2 separate regions of the Mus musculus genome follow, and region 1 is linked to region 2. A link is a loop called in an ENCODE intact Hi-C map of the cell type or tissue named here. Cell type or tissue: heart. All regions are shown on one strand. Each heading gives the region's core, and the rest is flanking DNA. Links, peaks and the distances in the headings are about the cores only. Region 1 overlaps Slc22a23 (solute carrier family 22, member 23). Region 2 overlaps Slc22a23 (solute carrier family 22, member 23).

Region 1 (11,399 bases), core at 2,308-10,307, 120 kb before region 2:
CCTCTATGGGTACTACATGCATGTGATGCACAGAGATACACTCAGGCAAAATACCCATTCTAATCAAGATAGATAAAATCTTAAAAAAAATCTAGAGAGTCCTCAAAGAAAATAAAGAAACAGCAACAGACTCAAAGGTCTGAATGGAATTAAACACAATTGGAAGTTATTCAAAGGTGTCCAGTGTGCTTCACGAACTGAGGTCCCATAATCCCCTGGGAAAATGATAGTAGAAATACACCAGAAAGTTGCTGTGATGTTAAATGAGTCCGTTATTCATCTGGGTCTCAATTTCTCTGAATCTGTGAAATGAGATCAGTAGACTGCCACAGAAGCTTTGGCAAGCTAGAGCCCCCATCTTATCTGCTGAGATTTGAGGCTAAAAGTCACCTCTCAAAGGCAAAACTATGCTACATTGTGCATAGCATCCTCATAGTGCTTGCTACAGGCTCAGGCCACTTGGTGTCCAGCATCCTCATAGTGCTACAGTCTCAGCCACACTGTGCACAGCATTCTCAGAGTGCTGCAGGCTCAGGCAGGGCACACGAAGTCTTTGACATTAGCCTTTTTACAGTGGACCAACCCTGCATACATAGGGATTGACATGACCCTAAATGTTACTCTGTTCATGCCTTTAGCAGATAAAGACCTGAGATTTAGCTCCCATACAGACACACCTATAATCTGTAACATTATATTGCATGCAGCTGGTGCTCATCCACCCACAAACCCCAGTTAATATTCTCCACTTTCTCACTCTTCCTCCTGTGGAAGTGATTATCAAGCCATAGAAATCAGAAGGTACACAGGGCATGAAAGGGGCAAAGCTGTACAGGGAACTGATTTGACACCATTTGCAAGTGATACAGAAAATGTGGTACTCTGACAGACAAAGTGGTGCAGACCTATAATCTCAGCGCTTGCCAGGCCAAGGCAGGGTGATAGCAAGCTGGAGGCTAGGTCGGATTAGAATAGTGAGTTCCTGGCCAGGATGGATCATTTGGCAAGACCTCATCTAAAACTATAAAATATAAAGGAGCTGGGATGAACTCCTCAGTGGTTGAGAGCTCCCTTAGCATGCACAGGGTTCTAGATTTAATTACCAGGAAAGGGGGTGGGGGTGGGGTAAGGAGGGAAAGAGGCAGAAGAGATGAATTTGCCACTTCTGCACCTAACTAGAACTTTACTGGCACCTCTGTTTACAGCTTGCTGGGGATGGGCCAAACAGCTGTTCCAAGGGACCATCTTCTGACCTAGGCTCTAATCCTACGCCCATCAGGGTGGCAGACAGATACCTTGGATACAGTATCTACTTGTCATGTGGGAGTCTCCTGCCTGCCCTGATTTGTCCTCATACCTAGCAGATGCCTCATCACCACTGTGAACACCTCTCCCAGCTCCCTCGGAAACTTATCCTGATTGGAGTTAGCCAGTTCCAATGCCTGAGGGAGATCAAACTGCCACCTTTTTAGTACTGGTTTCACAGGTCCCCTACATCTCCTTCTATCCATCTGTATGGACTCTGACCAGCTGCCTGTGCAGCAGTCATTTAGCATCTGACACCTGACTTGAGCCAGGCACCAACAGCTCAGACTCTAACACATGCTCACCCTGTCTGCCCTCTGCCTGGTTTACAGGCTGTAGTGGCTTCCAAGCTGGCCTTCCATAGCCCCAGCTGCTGTGGTAGGGCAGTGAGATGGATTTGTGGAACATGTCCTTGTCCTGGGGACGACAGGAGCTCACTACCCTGGTAGGGCTTGCATGGTGTCAGAGAGCCATACTTCCCTATGTCTCAGACCTCTCGATACCTCTGCTTAAAGGCACATGTGTAAGCAATGGGATTCATGGCATTGTACAGAACTCTGTACTCAGAAGCTGAAATGAAGACTCTTCTTACCCAAGGGCTCCCAACATCTCGTGTGATCAGCAGGCTCCGAACAGCAGCTGAGACATTTCCAGCTTACTTTCAACTGCTCATTCAACTTTCATGATTGAAATGGGCACTGCCATTTGAACTTCTAGGTCTGTGTTCTTAATTACTTCTCTCATAATTACATAAACTTGCATATATACACTTTGATCATATTTCCTCCCCATTACATGCTCTTTCCTACTTTCTTCTCTCTCTCTGTGTGTGCATGTGGGGATGAGTGCACAAACATGTCCTGTTGCATTTAATTGGGGATGCTTCTGTGAGCATAGGTTTGGGGGAAGATAGTAGACTTGAGTCAGAACAACAGAAGAGGCTACGGCTCTGAGGAAGGTGAACCCCTCCCCACCGGCATACATGTGCCTTTGTTAGTATTACATGATGCTTCATTATTATCTAGGTAATGTAGGATCTTTTTAATAATTTATTTTTATTTCATGTACGTTGGTATTTTGCCTACCTATATGTCTGTGTGGGAGTGTCAGATCCTGGAGTTACAGACAGCTGTGAGCTGCCACGTGGATCCTCTGGAAGAGCAGTCAGTGCTCTTAGCCACTGAGCCCCAAGATAAGAAGGATTTCTTTTCTTTTCTTTTCTTTTCTTTTCTTTTCTTTTCTTTTCTTTTCTTTTCTTTTCTTTTCTTTTTTGCTAAGAATTTTACAGCCTTTTCTTTTCCCTTTTCTTTCTTTCTTTTTCTTTTGAAGCAGGGTTTCCTTGTGTAGCCCTGGCTGTCTTGAATACTCTGTGTAGGCCAGCTTGGCCTTGAACTCACAGACCTCCATCTGCCTCAGTCTTCTGCATGCTGGGATTGAAGGCATGAGCCAATATGCCCACGAATCAGTTGCAAACTGCTCACTGAAGCTTGTGAATGGATTGTTGTGTACCTATTCATGTTCCCAGAGACTGTAGCATCTGTGACTCATCTTTTCCCTTTTCCTGTGAGGGAGACCCGTTCCCCCTGTGAGTAATTGTTAATACAGATGAGTCCCGTGTGTTCTGAGAACCCTACAACCTTGTTTTATCTGTGATTGAATCTCTTTGTATAATGTGATATTTTAAAATAAAATTGTTTTTGATGGAGGATCATGTTGTGCTTCTCACGCTTGGGAAAGAAAAGCAAACCGATCTATGAACTCACACATCTTTTAAACTCATATTTAAGCAGCAAGCAGCACAAGTAATCCATTTAACAGACTTTCACTGTGCTCCTATTAGGATAGGTAGCAATGCCCTTATGACTTGAAGAAATGTTGTTGTCATTGTTAGAGGGCTCATGGAATCTTCCAGGATGAGAACTAAGTTCTGCACCAAGTGTATGCTACCTTTGGTGGCCCATGCACATTCCGGGCCTAGGAGCACCGCAGCATGGGATTGAGCTGAGCTAGCAGCCAAAGGACCTCTGGGAAGCCATGGGGGTATCTCTGTGCCTCAGTTCCTCTATCTGCTTGGGAAGCTACCACAGTGACAACTTTAGGGGTCCCTGGGAAGATCAACGTCACTTGGGGATGTAAGTGCTTAGTGTGGCTTCCAAAGAGCAGCCTTCAGCTGTGTAGTGATGCACACCTGCTGCCTCAGCTACGCAGGAGGACTGCTTGAGCTCAGGAGTCTGAGGCCAGCTTGGGCAATATAGCAAGACTCCATTTCAAAAACAACAAACAAACAAACAAACAACCTGCCCCACAAAACCACAATTTCAACAAATTATAAAAATCTATATGAGTCTGCTTAAAATGGTTTTAGTGACATGTACAAATTAAGACCATTTGCTGTCTTTATAGATAATGAAATTGTTAGCATTTTTAACTGGACCTATGTAGCTTGAGGCCATTTATATGTTTTTATAGTATTTCTCTGGAAACATTTAAACACAGGCACTTGTTTCTAAGGCTCTCTGTTCACTCCCTCCCTTGTGCTAGTTCCTTCTACAGCTGCTGAGCACAGTAGGTGCCACCTCCTCCCCCCTTCTTCCCACCATCACAAGAGTCCTTTCTCACCTGGAGAACTGGCCTAATCCCTTTCCTTTGTTGTTTCCTGTTATTTCCCATCTAGCTTCCCCTCTCTCAGCGTCATCTCCCGTGCTTCTAATGATTGTGATGGTTGCAAAGCTCTCTCGTCAGGATGAAATTCCAGCTCGACAAGGTGTGGTTAATAATTCACCATCTTCACACATCTGGTACATGTCTCTACACAGGGCATTCATGGTGGGTGAACCCAAGCTGAGGGTAGTTTCCAGCAGGTACCTGATGAAGAGTCTTGGCGGAGTGCAAGAAAGCCACCTCTATTGCTCCCCTGCAGGGGTATAGAAACAAGCCAGGAACAGAAACGTCTGCGAACAAGACACCTGTAGCTGCTGATGGGGTTGTCAGGTAAGCAAGGCAGGTAACCCAGTGCAGGCAGCGGGAACACAGCCAGGACGGGAGTTTCCAGAATGAGTCACATGTGTTTATAGCTCTGTAGTGCAGGTAAGGTGGTTAGACCGGAGCCCAAACTCCTGTCTCCGCCTGCAAGCACTTGTGGAAATACCGCTGATGCTGGATATCTGAGACAACCAAGGTGACGCCTGTGTCAGCAGTGGAAGTGACCTGGCTGTTGGCACTCACCCTTCAGTGAAACATCTGTTTCTCAATATAGAGCTTCAGATCCTGTTTTGTGAATGGGGTTGGACTCAGCCAACCGAGGGCACCTTAGCACATCCTTTATGCCCTGTCCTAAAGGGCACTGGGTCCCTATGCCACATGCAAGAGGACTGCTCTTTTTCTTGACACAGGACTGCTTCTCTGACCTCAGGACTCACCTGCAGCCCCAGAACACTTCATGTGTGTTTGTGGTATATGCATGTATGTATATATATGGGTATATGTTCAAGTGCACATGCCTACAAAGTTCTAAGGTTGACTTTAGGGACCTTTTGTGGTTGCTTTCCATTTATATATTCTCTTGCGTGAAGCCAGAGCTTGAGGATTCATTTAGTCCATCTAGCCAGCTTGCTTTGAAGATCTTCTTTGTTCCTACCACCTCCCTCACCTTCCCACGCTGGGATTACAGGAAGGCCACCACACCTGCATTTACATGGGTGGTAGGGAGCCGAACTCTAGATCCTTACACTTGAGTGGCTCAAGCTTCACCCACTGAACCATCTCCCTGGGTCCCTGGGAAAGCTTTTGGATTTTCTGGGTTTTTTTCCCAGGCAAACCTGGATCACTCTGTTGAACACTGCTGCCTCCCCCAGGAGGAAGCTTGCAGCTGATCTTGAAGAAAGCACATCCCTGGAATGTTAAGGCATACTGAAATCTACATACTCTAGAGTGCTTTGGGATGTAAATATTAAGTGTGGTTTTCTTTCCTTGCCTTGATGGTTTGTGAGGGCAGGGCTGTGTCTGCCTTGTTTATGAAGATAGCCCTGATACCTAGGAAACACAGTTTGAAGAATAGAGACACACACACACACACATATCTTTCATGGGTTCTTATTGAGTTGGCACACAGATGTTCACCAGCACAGGAGGGTACACAGCAGATGTGTGAGTAGTCTGTATTACCAAACCTGCCATGTCTTCTGGACCTGTTATGTGACATTTTCACTGTGACTGAGATGACAGCATGCACCCAACCACAGGGATGGCATGCACTGCCCCTGCTTCCTTCGGCTCCTCCAGAAAAACTCCAGTCTTTTCCATTTCCTTTCTGCCACTCCTCAGCAGTAAGTCCCGACCAGGAAATCCCCTACTCCCTGCCCCTCTACTACCCCCCAGTCTTCCACACTTGTAGTCTCCTGAGACATACTCATGTAATACAGACTTTGATACAGCGATGAGAATGCAGGGCAAGACTGTGTTTGTATGGGGAGCTCTTACTGAGGAGTTGTTACCAGCTATACTGCCAGTAGGCTGGGGCCAGCTGGGGCCAGCTGCAGCCAGCTGGGGGAGGCATCTTTCCCACTCTTGCAGCTCTTTCTTAAGGTCCGATTCACCCTTCTCTTACCTCCTACCTATCTCCCTGCTTCACCTGGCAGAATTCCTCTTATTCTTCTGCCCTCTGATGTTCTAGATCATGACTTTTATTCTCTGTATTCATTTGTGCACGGTGAATCTGGAAGGGTTTACATGGATGGGTCAGTTTGACTTTCTTCTGGATTAGGACTAAGATGTGCTGCCCTTTCTTAAGGGCTAATGAACGGCTAAGCAAACAACTACAGAAGAATTTCTACTTGGCACCAAGACAGGGTGCGTGGAGGCTGCAGATACCTTCACCCACCCTTGACTGTGCCCACTCACAGGTACAGTCTCTTCTGTACCTGCTTCATGACAAAGTGCTTAAGTGCCTCTGTGCAGCACCCTGGGGTGCCCACACACAAGCAAGCTCACCCTTGTTCTCTCTGCACTCCCCATTCCTTGCCTTCTGTAGCACTTCCTTCATCTCCAGCCCACAGAGAAAAGTCAGCTGGTTCTGCCTCACCCAAAGGTGACATGAGCTGTAAGCATCCGAAAGCAGCTTACTTTGGCATTGGTTCTCAGACTCACGGGGGGGGGGGGGCAGAAATCCTCCCCCACAGCCCATGACACAGACCTTCCAATCACCAAAGGGTACCTTCATTCGGCTGCTTCTCATGAATCCTTTGCCAAATCCCTACCAGTCTGGCTTGTACTGGAGGCCTTGTCCTGCGCTTGTATAGAAGGGCTGGCTGTATGCTAAGCATGCCTTTTAACTTGCCAGTGTCTAGATGTGTGGTGGCTATGCTCACCTTGGAGCACCCTGCCCAGCTCTGCCAAGGGTTAACTCATTCTTAGTAATACTAAGAGGCTCAGCTTCAGGTTTTACACAAAAATTAACCAGTCTAGAGACCATACCTTAACAACCTCTTAGACCTAGATCAACCTCTTATACCAAGCAATTACCCACCTGCTATGATAACCCCAGGGATGAATAGCAGACAGCTGGGGACAGCTCCATACCCTGACACTAGTTGACCTGTAACTGTCCTACTATGCCTCATCCAGTCTTTCCTGAAGAAACTACAATAAAGGCTCCTGCACACCTTGTCTGTCCCCCTCCACTCTGCTTTCTGGTTTTTCCTCATATGGCCTCATGGGATGTTTTGTGATCCCCCCCTTCAGAACTGTGAGCAATAAACTATTTTTTCTTATGAACACCTGCAGATCTCTTGGCTCCACCTTACCTAGATAGCTGTGAAATTAACATTTGAGAACACTGTCTTCCTCCACTGCCTTCAGAAGGAGCACTGGGACATCTACAGCAGCTGATTTCATCCCATCACCCTCAAACTCCAATGGCAAAGCAGACTTTGGACTCCCTACTCCTGAGCCCCTCCTATCCAAAGACCCAGCCCCAGCTTCCTCTCTTACCCTCACGAGCCACATGGGGTCCGCTGACAAATCCCACTGGGGTCACTTCCGAAACACCTCTCTAATGAGACATTCAGGTGAGTCTACTGTCCACTTTGTAGGCATTGCCTTACATCACACAACCCATAGCACAGTGGTTTCCTTTACCCAGCAGGGCAAAAGGACAGATCTTCTCAAAGCATAGGTGTGCTCAGTAGTTTTATGTCAACTAGACACAAGCTAAAGTCTTCTGAGGAGAGGGAACCTCAGTTAAGAAACTATCTCAAAAGATTGGGCTACAGGCAAGTCTGTCAGTAAGCAGCACTCTTCTGTGGCCTCTGCATGGGCTCCTGCCTCTATGTTCCTGTTGTGTCTGAGTTCCTGTCCAGACCTCCTTCAATGATGGACAGTGATAATGTAAACCAAATGAACCCTTTCTTCCCCAACTTGCTTTGGTTGTTGTGTTTCATCACAGCAATAGAAACCCTAACTAGGAAAGACACTGTCACCAGGATAGTAGAGTATTGCTGTGACAGACCTCACCAATGTTGTTGGGAGAACTGCAGAAGCACTTTGGAACTTTGGGTCACAAAAGCCATTGAGTGTTTAAAGTTTGGTGACTGTTCTGTAGGAGCTTGGAAGATAAGAATGCTAAGGACAGCACAGATGATGGAGTCCTGGCTTGTGACAACTCAGAGGAAAGCCAATTTTTTCCTGGGCAATTTGTACGAAGAGTCTTTGGTGTCTGGTCAGCTGGAGCTGAAGAGTCATTTATGATTAACAAGAGACCAGCATCACTGAGGGGAACTCTTTGGGGAAGTGTTCCCTTGGGGCTGGCGCCCAGAAGCTGTGTTCCAGAGAGGGCCAGGGGTGTAGCTCATGCTGGCAGCTGAACTTGGTAATAGAAGAGCTACCCAGATGGTACTGGTTTTAAAGTCTGAAGGGGTCATGAAAAGCAGCTGAGAATAGGCACTATGGCAGGCTGCGATAGGCCACTGGGGAAGGTGCAGCCTCAGCAGCAGTTGAAACCCCAGGACTGAAGGGATCATGAAGAAGTTGAGGCTTGGTAACATGAAGAGAGCCCAGGAGGGGTTATGGGTAAAAGTGCAGCCCAGTTGCCACAGACACCCCAGAATTGGAGATGCCAGAACCAAGAACAGTAGCAGCGGTGGAGTGGAGACTGCTCAAGCCTAGAAGACAAGCTGTGTGTGCTACAGAGGGCAGAGCCAGAGAAGTGACCCAAGCCCCTTGGAAGCACCCAGATCATGAGTGGACCCCAGACACTGGACACTGAGTTATTTACACAGTTGGAATTCAGTTTTGCTCTGCTTTGATTGTGCTGGGCTTTGATTCTTTCCTCTTGAAGTAAGAAAATATTAAGCTTAATTTTGATTTTCACCTCTCACAATTGAGACTAGATTTTTTAAAAGAGACTTAACTTTTTTCAAAGATTTATTTATCTATCAATCTATCTATTTATTTTTTTATTTATTTTATGTATGTGAGTACATTCTATCTGTACAGATGGTTGTGAGCCTTCATGTGGTTGTTGGGGATTGAATTTTAGGACCTCTGCTCTCTGTGGTCGGCCTTGCTCACTCTGGTTAACTCCACTCGCTCAGTCCCTACCCAAAGATTTATTTATTATTAAGTACACTGTAGCTGTCTTCAGACACACCAGAAAGGGGTGTCAGATCTCATTATGGGTGGTTGTGAGCCACCATGAGGTTGCTGGGATTTGAACTCAGGACCTTCAGAAGAGCAGTTGGTGTGCTCTTAACTGCTGAGCCATCTTGCCAGCCCGAGACTTAACTTTTTAAAGTGTTTGAATTTGTAAGAGTGTGGGGCTTTTTAAGTTTGTAAAATGTTTTATTTATTTATTTTTAAAGATTTATTTATTTATTATATGTAAGTACACTGTAGCTGTTTTCAGATACTCCAGAAGAGGGCATCAGATCTCATTATGGGTGGTTGTGAGCCACCATGTGGTTGCTGAGATTTGAACTCAGGACCTTCAGAAGAGCAATCAGTGCTCTTAACCACTGGGCTATCTCTCCAGCTTTATATTGCTTTATATTGCAATGTTTGTGGCTTTACAGTGATGAGTTTGTGTGCTAAGTCGACAAGGGGTCAATTGTACTGAATAGTTTCATGTCAACTTGACACAGTTAAAGTCATCTGAGAAAATGCCCGCATAAGATCGGGTTGTAGGCAAACCTGTAGGATATTTTCTTAATTAGTAATTGATGGGAGAAGATCCAGCCCAGTGTGGGTGGTACCATTCCTGGGCTGATAGTCCTGGTTTTATAAGAAACCATGCTGAGCAAGCCAGTAAGCAGCACCCTGCCATGGCCTCTGCATCAGTTCCTGCCTCCAGGTTCCTGCCCTGTTTGAGTTCCTGCCCTCACTGCTTTTGATGATGAACTGTTATATGGAACTATGAGAGAAATAAACACTTTCCTCTCCGAGTTGGTCATGGTGTTTCATCACAAGAATAGTAACCCCAAGACAAGCCTTTTCCTGGCTTGTTTAGGGGGCTGTGATCTATGGGCTACATTTCACCTGTGCCTGCCTTCTGTATTTCCAGAGAATAACAACTTGTTTGTGTGCAGGTATCTTATCTAGAATAATAGTAGTAGCCTGGGGTAGGTACTCAAATAATACCTAATTTTCTTCCCAGATTATTCTGTGTTCTGGGGTTTCTTAGATGCAAACTCCCAAGTTTACAGTTTTTGGCCCTCATAACACCTTCTCCCCCCCCCCCCCCCAGCCCCGGAATGTATGAATTTTGTCTGTGAGCTCATCCTTGCCAGTAATTTTCTTCCATGAGAGCTTTGTGTGCATCTGCGGGAGGCTTTGTTAACTTTAGAAGGTCCACATCTTAGCCTTGGCAAGTGGCTAAATTTTTGTGCATGCATGCGTATGCACATGCACAGTACAGACTTCAAAGCTTTGGTTTCTTTTACCTTAGAGAATCTTTTTCTGTCTACAGTTCAGGGAGTCAGCTAGCTGTGGGTGGAGACCCTGTGGTGAGCAAAGATTTTCTGTCTTTGATTCTTGGCTTTATTCATGGAGCTCAGTTCTAATTGTATACCAAGCCTGTATTTAGTCCTTTCTCTGTTGCTAAAACAAAACGTCTATGCCAGGGCAGCATACAAAAGCCCACAGTGTGTAAGACTGAAAGTCCAAGACCAGCCTTGGTTAGACATCTGGTGAGGACCTCAGGTGGGTGGAAGCATAAGGATAGAATGTGTGTGGCAGAGATCACATGATGAGATCACGTGATGAGAGAGATGCCAGAGAGATTTAGGGGCAGGTCACTTGCTCTGTGAGAACAGTGTCAGTCCCTTCTATGGACATACCCCTAATCACTAAACTATGAGACCCCCACCCCAACCTCTGAAAGGTCCCACTGCCTACTAACACCACTACACTGAAAACCAAGCTCCTAGCATAAGAATGGGTATGGAAAAAATCCACATCCAAACCACAGGGTTACAGTTTGAATCTGAAGCACCTCCACAAGCTCATGTTTTAAACATTCTAGCCCCAATTGGTGGTGCTATTTTTAGGAGGTTCTGGAAATTTGGGAGTTTCTTGGAGGTTTATCTATGCTCACTTCCTGTCTACCACCTTGATGAGAAGAGCCCTTCCATGCCTTTATCTTCACAGCATGATTACCATGACTACCACGACTTTTGGTTTGAGGATCTGCATTGGGCAAGTGGTTTGCTTAGCTTCTGTGTCTGTGCCTTAGAGTGCTAGCAGCCACCAAGCATCTTGCTGGGCACCCTGAATGCAGGCAGTATATACTTCCTTGTTAAGGAAAATGTGTCACTCTCTGTACTTTGCCACCAACAGCTGGTTGTGCTGGCCGGTGCTACCATTCACCTCTCCCTCCAGCAGTCACTGGAGCTTATCAAAGAACGGAGCCAACAGGAGGAGATGGCAGGATAGTGGTAATGAGAGAGGCGATGATAAAGGGCAGGCATCCACACAGTCTTCAAAGCCACCAACTCTTGTGGAGCCTTTAAAAGCTAGTAGGAAAAGGAGGAATTCATGTCTCCTGGCAATTATTGCTGCTCCAACACACAGGTTTCTATTAAGGGTACTACAACCACAGCAGT
Region 2 (11,399 bases), core at 1,709-9,708:
TCTGGGTTCCCACGTATGTTGCAGGTTGCAAGCATGGCTAACCTTTACTACCACCAGGAAACTGGAAGCAATGACTGCCCTGAGCCACACAGGACAGGGTGACCCTCTTTCTTCCCCAGATTCTCACCTGTACAGCAGAGGAGCCCGGGTCACAGAGCTGACTCTCCACAGCATAGGCATCTGCTGGGTGTGGCCAGGAAATACTCATCCACACTACTATCAGCAGAAGCCAGACTTTCTACAGTAGGAGTACCAGGACTGGACCCAGTTCTACAGGATGAGCAGCAGTCTTGGCCTCTACCAGCTGGATGCCAATAGCAGCCATGCCCCCCACTCCGGACACACCTAGGCATGACAACCAAATAAAGAGAATAAATGTCTCTGGGGGGACCGATCCCACACAGAGTTAATCATCCAGGGAGCATCTTTAAACCACAGATGCCTCGGGAATTTCTCAGACCTTTCTAGTAAGCCTAAGTGCTCTGGACATACTCTCCCGACTCAGGGACCTGTTCATTCCATGAAAAGGCACTATCGCACCAAGTTCTGAAATTCATCAGCTCTCAGTGACAACACCATTCAGACCCCAGCCTGGCATAGCTTCAAATATCCAGTGGCTTCTTAAGATAAACAGCTCCATGAATTTGGGGTTTGAGGTAGCCTGTATGTGGATTATGCTAGAATTAAATCATGTGACCTCACTCAGAAGGGAGGGAGCCATTTCCCTCACTGACTTCATTACTGGTGCCATGCAGCATGTCCAAGAGCTGAGGTCCCACACATTGGCCAGTGCAGCAGGACAGAGGATGGGAGTGTTGGAGTACGGAAGCAGGAGGAACTGAAGGAAATGAGGGGATAGCATGGAGGGGTAGATTCTGGGTTGCAAAGACATATTATTGTCTTGGAAACAGATTGGCAGCCAGGACCCAGGTTTGGGTAGGGACAGAAGCAGGAAAGTCAGCCAGGGACTGTGTAAGTCCAGCCAGCAGCAAGAGCTACTCAGTTACAATGTGGGCACCAGTGCAGAGATTAGGGGCTAAAGAGAAGATAAGATCACAGGCCCCCAAGACGGTTCCATCCAGTAAGTAACAGGCCTAGGGTTTCAAGAAACACCCACACTGCCCATCTGATCCATTCAGGGCTGCTCTATTCAGGGTTATGCTGGTACTCCATGGTTGTGTTGCAAACTGTATCCCCTGTGCCTATGTTTAAGCCATAGCCCTGTAGGTGTGCCCTAACCCAGTTAGACTGGTGCCTTTTCAAGAGGAGGTGCTGGAGGAGGTGACTCAGTGGTAGGGTACAGGCTTGGTATGCTGGAGGCTATATGTTCTATCCCAGTACAGAAAAAGAGGGAGAGATGAGGACAGGGACACACACAGGAGTTAGATGGTGAGGAGAAGCCAAGGAGGGCAACCACTTGCAAGTGGAGATGTGCATCAGGAGAAATCATGCCCATTTTGCCTCCATCTGAGTATATTTCAGCAGGCACAACTGAGGAAATGCATGGCCCCTGCTTTAAGATGCCTGGTCTCTGCTGTTTGTTATAGCAGCTATATGAGCTAACCCAGGGAGGCCAACTGGAGCCTCTTAGCAGTCCTGTGAGATCTGTCATTTAGCTAGCCTGACAGTCATCTGCAGCAGCACAGACCATGCAGTGGCCACAGGGTACACTGTACCACAGGGCCATCTCCCAGTGCTGCATGCATGCACAAGGAAGAAACAACATGCAGGCAAGGACTTGGCCATATTATAAGACAGGAGCTTGCTGAGCGGGTTTCAAAAGGTAGAGAGTGCTATGCATGTGTGACAGGGACAGCATCAAGGGGGCTGTGGTCAGAATCCTGGGGTAGACAGGAGCCTGAGGCTAGGATGAGGCTGGCTTCTCTCCTCTGGGTCTCCCCATGTTATAAAATCACGCTCTTCTGTCTTTTTCCTGCTTACAAATTTCAGAGACTCATTGTTTACTGTGGGAGAGGGAGCTGAACTCTAACTTAAGGACAAATTCCAGGGCCAAGGTGGGTGGAGTCCCATGTCTGCATCCAGGCTGCATCTGTGCATGTCCCCACTCAGCTACCACCAGCTCCTTGGCAGAGGAAGTTCCATCTTCATCTTCTACTTATTCAAACACAAATCCACCTCCTGGGTAGCTGATGAGGTACACCCTGCCAGGGCCTTCCTGCTTTCTTGAGCCTCTGGACCTCTTCTGGGCTCCTACGCTTCAATCTGTTCTCTTACCTGGGCACCATACTCACCCTCCCAGCTCTGCCCACCTCTGTACCTCTCTAACCCTCAGTTTCAGACCCACATTGTTTCTTGATCTGCACAGATTACAGATGTAGCTACCTCTGCACAAATTCCCTCTCTGGGTCCATATCATCATCTACATCACGTGCCCATGGTGATAATACAGAGACAAAGACCAGAGAAGGCCTGCATAGGACCAGAAAATTGGCTCTAACAGGGGAAATGAGAGGAGCTGCATTAGGTATCTTCAAGAAATACCATTACGTTCACAGCCACGTCGTTTTCGTTATAAGGGGAGGGGACAACTCAGGTGTCAGTCATGGATGAAAGTCTAAGCATAAAAGGGTATACTCATAAATATAGCAGAATCCACCTCAAGAAAGATTGTGACAAATGCTAGAACACAGATGAACCTTGGAGACACCTGCAAGCAGCATTTGACAGTTGCAAGGGGATAGATATTAATTTCCATTTACATGAAATACCTAGAGTGGTAAGAATCATAGAAAAAGAAAGTAGGACAGTGACCATTGGGATCTGGGGATGGGGGCTGAAGGATGGGGAAGACTGTTTAAATAGGGACTAAGCTATAGCTAAGATGAAAGAAACAGACCCGGTAAGGCTACAGGAGTATGTGATTAAACATAGTGCCACATACTTAACACACTCAACGTACTTAAGGATGGTCAATTTCGGGATGTATGTTACCAACATTTAAAAAACGAAAACTTAAAAAAAAATCCTGGGATAACCACTGTGTGTTCACTTTAGACACTATGTACATATACACAGTTGCCACGGGGGACGTCCTCGGTATGTGACAGTCAAGGCTGCTCAATGTGTTATGTGTCTTTTAAACACAGAGAGGCAGCTTCTAATCTAATCTGGGAGGAAACTCTATGAAGTACAAAATTACGAGGCCCGAAAGCGTAAACCATAATTCAGCATGACCTCGGGAGCCTCTCTGACATCCTCTGCTTTTCTTATTCTAAACACGACACCAAGAAGTATGACTGCCAGCTAGTAGGATCATACAAAGGGATGACTCTGCTTTTCTCCAGTTCAGACATAAAAGTCTGATAAACACTTCCCTAGCACGGCTATGACTTAACATTCTCTGCCACACATCCCTGTGACTCAGCGCTTTGGTTTCCAGTCCAGATAAGCGAACTGCCTGACTGCCCTCTCCCGTGTGAGCAGATCCCTAGCTCCTCCATGTTGTACAACACAGCTCCACCCACAAAAGACCTGGAATATACCTGCTAGGGCTGCGTGATGCTGCTTCTTGGCAGAAGTGGGGGACCTCTCCCAAAATGAGTTTGGCTCCTTACCAAAAGAAATGTAGAAAAAGGTGTGAAATACAACAAAGGATTGGGGGTGGGGTAGAGAATGAATATGAATAAATAAGTAAAACAACAACAACAACAACAACAACAAAAATAAATCAAGACATACAGACCCAGGAAAAGATCAGGGTACAGGGCTTGCTTAGCTCTACAGCAGGGGCATCTGTGTGTGTGTGTGTGTGTGTGTGTGTGTGTGTGTGTGTGTGTGTGTTTTACTCAACAGTGACAGCCTAGGGCCACTAGAAGCAACTCTCAGAAGTATCCACACTTGGCCTCCTGCTCTCCAGTCACTACTGTCCAGGTATTTTACTACCCTGAATGCACTTTCACTCTGTACAAGGGCTCTGCAAATTATGGAGCTGGTGCCCATATGGTGGCAGAGGTGGAAGTGAGAATTTGCAAAAAGCGTTTCCAGTTTCTGACATCTGGGGGCACTTTCCAAGCTCCTTGGGTGATGTGCAATTAACACTGAAGATCATTTTTAATTATTCCAAAAAAGGTCTCAGAAGGTCCTTGCCATTGGCACCATCAGTTTGAATGGCCAGGTGAGTGACAGGTTGGGTGTCTGAGAAGGAAAGGGATACCTACCAAAGCATTTATCAACTAAATCAGCAATACTCAGTCATTCGCCATTAATTACCAAACAGCTCTGCCTCTAATCCTTCACCCCAGCCAGAGAAGAACAGGTCCCACACCCAGTCACTGTCCCAGGGAGATCCTCAGCTCAGGTAACTGCATGCCTGGTCTGGAACCTGCCATCCTCCACTCCAGGCTGGGGTTGGCATGGAGGGTAAAGGAGCCAATATTTGAAAACAAGGATGAGAGTAACCATGGTTTACAAGAGGACAATGAGGACAAGGATGTGGGGCACGACAGAAATGGTGATGCCAGGGTTTCTGAAAGGCTGAGAAAGCATGACTTGGCTATCTCGGAGCCCACCCCACTCACGACGGTGCATCTCGACAACAAACTCCTTTTCGGTTTGTTAGCATGATTTGCAATGCTGTTCTGTTGCTTATAGACCAAGTGTCATGAGAGGTCTGATGGAATATGATACTGTTCAGGCTAGAGAGTCTTGCACAGCAGTGATGGAGTCCAGGGGAAGCCTACTCTTATTGGTTCCATAACCGCCACCCTTCACAGAAGCACAGGGCCTGGTCGTCTCTGGCCATTTATGCAAAGTAAGGTATGCCACTGAGAATGGCCAGTCTTGAGTCAGACGAGCAAAGAAAAGAACAAGATGACTAACTCCCGCCAGCCTAGAAGTCAACCATTACTGTGGCCAAAGCCAATGGCTTTGAAAAAAATGCCCAGGGTAGGACTCCAAGGTGAAAGTGTCCTGCTTCCTGCCTAGCCCTGCAGTGGGCTGCTGTCACCATGGACACCTCTCTTAACTTCCATCCTTGAACTGGACTGTCTCCCAATGCAGCTCAGTCAGATATTAGAGTGTGCTGAAGTCACTCTCTGCCACATGGCAATTCACTCACCTGTCTCCCTCCTCTGATCTACATACATCCTGTGAGCCTCAGGCCCTGTTTAGTTCTCAGATTAGAACTCTACCAGCCAGCCAACTGCAAGAGGATCTTTGGTAGCCTGGCTGCTCACACCATTCTAGGTGCAGGATTCCTGTGTACAGGGCACACTCAACTCTCCAGGGAGAGATGTCCTCCACCTCTATGCACCAATGAGATAAATTACCCTTCCAGGTATGGTCTATTACCTCCTCCTTCTCAGGTCTTCTCCTACCAAGCAGTCCTCACCCTGCCAACCAGGTACCTCCTGTTTGCTAGGTGGACGGGTGGGGCAATGCTTTCCAAGTGTTCTGTCCTCTCACTACCTAGAGGTAAGGCAACAGGTGCCCCACCCTGACAATGAGGAAGCTGGAAAGAATAATCTAGATAAGTTGGTTCCAAGCTGGAGCACTGACTGTGCCAACCACATTCACCAACTGAAACACTCCTTCATGTCAGTAGGCCATGTTCAAGGGGTTCAGATGTGTGCAGTAAGAGCTTGTGGGTCAAAGATCTCTGGTGGGGAGGCAAACAGCATGCTGCATCCTGCGTGTCTGTCACCATCACTGGGCAGTGTCAGTCAGATGATGGCTGAGCTGACTTGAAGGATGGACAGGAACCAGTGGGTGGAAGAATGAAGGGAAATGGTGTTCTACATTAATGGAACAGCTTAAGTAAAATGTTGAGGAGAAAGAGGGGCCAGCTGAGAGCTTGAGAGGTGCACTACTACAAGAGAGGTAGCAAGGAGGAGTGGTCTGGTGGGTAGAGTTGAGGTCAAAGCCACATAGTTTATGTAGCAATGACAGGGAGCCCCAAAAGACTGCAAGCAGGAGAACCACATCACAGGTTTATATTTTAGTGTCTCTGGGTCTACAGTTTCAAAGGTAGGAAGATGATGCCAGTTGGAGGGTGGGGGTTCTACAAACGCCAAGGGGGCAGAGGTTAGAGATATTTGCCCAGAGGCAAAAGCCTATGCCCACAGAGCCATAGAACAGTACACTTTGATGTCACAGCAATCCAAACATGTGCTTAGGGGCATCTGCTAGGTCACAAAAGGCAGTGGGTGACAAGAATTGGACATGTCAGTTACCCCTCAGTTCCATTTTCTATTAACTAAAGACTCTGGACGTGAAGTTCCTACTGACATGACATCCTACAGCCAAGCGGCCTCTGTGTAGCCTAAGGGTACAGGGAAAGTGGGCAGTGGAAATACATTCTACCCCTAAGGTTTGCCAGATGTGCTCTTTCAGCTTTGTAGAAATTTAATTAGTACCCTTTCATCTTTAGCTTGAGAGCAAATGAAATGTCGGAATGCTCCCAAGAACCTGCATTTCCTATCCTTGCCCTGGGAAGGGGGTCAGATCCTTCTGTCCTACTGCGGGCTGCTCACTGTCAGGCTAGGACTCTGCAGAGCTCCAGTGTAATGACCCACTGCCCTCTCTCAGACCCATCCTTCTATGGGCCACCTTTCAGTAGCACACAGAAACCAGGCCTCCCAGACACCCCCAAAGGCTGCCTTCCTCACTGAGAGTTCATAGCAGCTGTAATGTTTGGACCTAGGCCCTCCTCACTCTACCTTCCTGTCTGTTTGTCTTTCTCTCATACCGATGTCATCACCTCCCTGGTCAACTGTCTTCTTCAGGCTTAGCTGGCACAACCCAGTCCACTCTGCACATCCCATCATCAAACCCTGATGGCGCGGTGAGAGAGAACTTTTCAAAAACATGAACTCTTAGCCCTTCGTATCCCCGACTCTGCTCAGTACATTGATGGTTTTCCCCTTACTCTAGAATTACAGAAACTGTTAATATGGGTTGTGTGGCCCTGACCCTTGTCCTATTCCCATACCAGTGATGAGCAGCCTCAAGTGCCTACATGCCACAGGACACTTGCACATGCTGTCTGCCCTCTGGGAAACACATGCTATTCTCTCTTGCCTCTCTCAGCATTCACAACCCTCAGCCCATCTCAGATACACCAGCCCATTTTGTCAGGTTTCTTTGTTCTAGCCTTCCATTCCCCTTTCTCTCCATAGACTTGTCTCAGTTTGAAATGCAAAGACTATGACTTGAACAGTTAGGTGCTTCCTCCATCAGTCTGCCAGGCCTGTTAAAGTTGAGCTATTTTCACCTATCGTTATATCCCCAGCATGCACACAGCACAATGCCATGTTCAGAATATGTGTATGTAAAGAGGAGGGAAAGACGGAAAGCCTGGGGGACGGAGGGGGGCTTATACTTATTACCTTGACAAATGCTTAACTGAAGAAAAAACATGGCAATCCCTGCTATGTGATGTTTTCCAGTTTCCATGGTGTAAACACCTCTGGGTGACCCATTTTGAGCTACCAACATTATGTTACTTAATGTGAAGATGGGTAGAGATACCCACAGTGGCTCTGGTATGCCAACCACTGGTAATGCCAGGAACAACATTCAGAAAATCCAGTGTGCTTTTAAATGGAATGGCTTGGAATGGCTTTTTTTTTTTTTTTTTTTTTTGACTCAGCTCTAGCTTGGATTAAAAGCCAATATGAATCACTACTTGCAAAAACTGCTAATGACAGAAGAAGAGCTTGAAGTGTCTTCCAACAATAACACCATCACATACTATGCAGAACAAGATGACGGAAGGGGAAAGGTCTTACAGCCCTGGAGAGTGTTGTGTTCCCTGAGGGAGGGGTCAGGCCTCTCCACAGCTTCTCAGCTCTGGCCTTTGCATTGCTGAATTAAAGGTGATAAGCAAGTCCAAGTCTACATAAAAATGTGGTTTCTACCCCTGTCTTAGCATTTCTAGAAAATAGCACCATAAAAACAAAACAGAATTGCAATGCCAAACTGAAGAGGAAATGAGATCAAAAAGATTATTAGAAGAAAACATGGGATTTCCCCCAGTCATCCAGGACTATGGAAATCATAAACATAACAACAGAAGACCTGGAGGCCATAGAAGGAAAGTGTTGGGGTTGGTCTGGTGCCCCGATGTATGCAAATGCTGAATACCGGCTCCCAAAAGCTGGTTGCACCCAATGAGGAGACCTTCATATGCACCAAGTGATGCTATGTAACTTTGCTCTCCAAATTAATTGATCAATAAAAGGCCAAAGCCTAAGATGGGGTAGTCAGGTTTTCAGTTACCTGGCTGGGGTCCCACAGCTAGAGACAGGAGAAGAAGAAAGGAGAGGGAGAGGGAGAGAAGGAGAGAGGAAGAGAGAGATGAAGGAAGAAGAGGAGGAAAAAGAAGAGGGGGGGACATGAGAAGAGATGGACCAATGGCCACAAGAAACCGCAAATAACAAGAGACATATGGTTGGGATGTAAGTTATTAGAGCTCCCAAATCTGCCCAATCTAGGCTTTTAACTTGTAAAGAAAATACCTGGATTGCATGTCTTTTATACAGCTATCTAAAATTTATAATTCCATTTACAGGAAAGACTATGTCGCTTGACTCCATCCAAACCCAAGCTGTGTGTACAACCAAATAGTGCAAGAAGAATCAGAGGCTCAGGTAATTACCCAGGGCAGGGCAGGGCAGGGCAGGGCAGTCTAAGGGCCATAGTGCTGCTCTCAGTCAGGGTGGAAGTAATCCTGGACCTTGCATGCACAGGAAGACAAAGAGATGGGAGACCATCCCAAGGAAGGCAAATATAAAAACCTGCACAAAGATGGTGAAGCCGCAGACCATTTCAAGTGCAAATACTGCAGCAGTAGTCAAATTTTATTTTCTACTCATCAGACTAGCAAACATTTTAATGGATGGCAACTCTCCAAACTATGGAAGGTGTCAGGAACAGGACCACACAAACTATTTCTGAGCATATACATTGCTAAGTTCTCTATACAGAATACTCAAGGCACAACAGGGGGCTTAAACCTTTGCTTCTTACAACACCTCAAATGTGTGCAAATGTTTCTGTATGTAAAGATATCATTATTTACTGCACAAATACATATATAAAACAGTAAAGTCTAACAATGATCCCAATGCCTTTTTAGCAGGTGACTAGTTAAACAAAGTATGTCCCAATCATACAACAGAAATACTATACAGACATAAAAGAGAACGAGGGCTTTATATATATTGGTGTGCATTCAACTCTGATATAAACAAGAGGTAAATATATGATTGAAAATGGAATGTTTTTGGAAGGATACATACAATTTGGCAACCATGGTGGAACTGAGGAGCAGAGAGAGCAAGCAGTCTGACTTATACTATAGTTTTTTGTTTATTTCTTTGTTTGTTTTGTTGTGAGCAGCATCTAACTGTGTGGCTCTGGCTGACCTGAAGCTTCCTATGTAGACCAAGCTATCCTCACACTCACAGACATTTGTCTGCCTCTGCCTGAATGCTAGGACTACAGGCATGCACTGCTTATACTATAGACTAGACATGCTATTATCTACTATAGCTAATTTTTTAAAAAAGAAATTTGCATAATAATGTATGCCATTGTGTTATATATACCATACAAAAGTCACTACTGGGATGACAAAATCATACTAGAAAGATAACCCAAGAAATTTTACCACATCAGCAAGAATATGAAGTTTAAAATGTGTCTAAATGGCTGGAGAGATGGCTGGTTAGTTAAGAGCTCTTACGGCTCTTGCAGAGGACTGAGTTCAGTTCCCAGCACCCATGCCAGGCTGCTCAGAACCATTTATAACTTCCACTCCAATGGATCTGATGCTCTCTTCTGGCCTTCATAGGTATCTGCATGTGTGTGTGTGTGTGTGTGTGTGTGTGTGTGTGTGTGTGTGAGAGAGAGAGAGAGAGAGATGCACGCATAAAAATACAGTGTTTCTAAGGACTGGCAAATACTTTTGAGATGATACAGAATAATGGCAGATTCTATTAAATAAACACTCTGGAAGAGTAAAAAATATGCATAAGTGTTAAGCATTTCAAAAGTGGAAACTAGTTATTACTTTAGGATAACACTGTGGACTTCTTTTAATAAAATATTACCATTGCAATGATAGTATAAATTAGTTTTAGTCTTAATTACATTGTACTGAAGTCATTTTAAATAACTTCAAGAAAAAGGATACAAATTACTTGTCAGGATATTAAACAGCTTCCGAGACAAAGGTCAGAACTCTTTGCAAATTCATGAGAACAGGAGATGAGTGAACAATTTAAACTACAACTACTGGGAAAAAAAGAAAGGCTTGGGAAGGTTAGCTGGCGTTGTTTCCTGACCAAATTCTAGAGATTATTCAAGGAGGCAATGAGTGTTAGCAGCCAGCTATAGTCATGTAGAACAATACAGGTTGAGTTGTGTTAACTATTAAGAACAACATACATGAGGTTGCTTTTTTAATTAAAAAAATATTTATTAAAATCTCAGAAGCAGGAGAAACTTTGGGCTGCAGCATAGAAAATGAGAAAAGGGGGCCACAGGAGCCAAGTCCAGACCCACCCATCTTCAGAACCCCAAACCTGCTATTCTGGGAAAGGGACCTATTTGATTCATCCTCTCAAGAAGACACTGACAGCTCTGCTCAGCATCAAACACAGAATGCTAGAACAGAGATACGGAAGTTTGTTGAATACCTGTCTCCTATGAGAATCCATTCAAATGTGTGTTCATTTTCTGTAATCGGTGATATTGGTATGTTAAAATTGGCCTTGGGTTACTATTATTGAGCAAAGGGAATAATTCATGTAAGAGAAACTACAAAAAGCTGCACAAAATAAAGGTGGTGCCAACATCATCATTACTACAATCATAACTCTGAAGGAATTGTAAATTCTATGATGAAAAGCCTGGGGTATGCATAACAAATACAAGAACTAATAAAGTTAGCTGGGCATAGTGGCACACACTTTAGTCCCAGCACTCAGGAGGAGGCAGAGGCAGGTGGATCTTTGAATTAGAGCCCAGCCTGTTATACAGAGTGAATTCCAGGACAGCCAGGGCTACACACAGAGAAACCCTGTCTTAAAAAACAAAACAAAACTAAACAAAACTAACAAACAAACAAACAAACACCCAATAACAACAAAAAACAATAAAGATACCAAGAGGAGAGATGTTAACACTCGAAACCTCTTAGAAGAAACTGGAGCTGTTGTTCAAGCTACTTCTGTAGAAGCAGAAACGTCCTCACTAAATGCAACCTAATAGTGAAAGCAAGGCAGCCTGGGGGCCACAGTATGCAGACAGAAGTACCTCATATCTGCTAAAGATGATGGTGCACCCTCCATAGGCGCCATTAGTGGAGGCATTGCCCAGTCTCCCTTTTAGGGTAGATCATGCAGTGGCTGCTTGGCTGTGCTCTGGTACCATGT

What was found. Hi-C counts contacts between places; a loop is a spot of excess contacts. Peaks named below come from ENCODE experiments on the same cell type or tissue, not always from the same donor. Only the 100,000 strongest peaks of a DNase experiment are listed, where the experiment ranks them.
Region 1: a loop joins it to region 2, with 1.9 times the contacts of the local background. A loop is called at or near these places in 2 of 42 quality-filtered maps.

What each region holds. Positions count from the first base shown.
Region 1 is chr13:34,208,730-34,220,128 of GRCm38, forward strand. The region is part of intron 4 of Slc22a23 (solute carrier family 22, member 23); the gene reads right to left. Among named protein-coding and RNA genes, the nearest start is that of Gm52037, 17 kb to the left of the region's middle. In heart, for the core only: no CTCF peak of the experiment used is centred there; no DNase peak of the experiment used is centred there.
Region 2 is chr13:34,329,585-34,340,983 of GRCm38, forward strand. The region is part of intron 1 of Slc22a23 (solute carrier family 22, member 23); the gene reads right to left. Among named protein-coding and RNA genes, the nearest start is that of Slc22a23, 9.9 kb to the right of the region's middle. In heart, for the core only: no CTCF peak of the experiment used is centred there; no DNase peak of the experiment used is centred there; H3K27ac peaks cover 2,696 bases.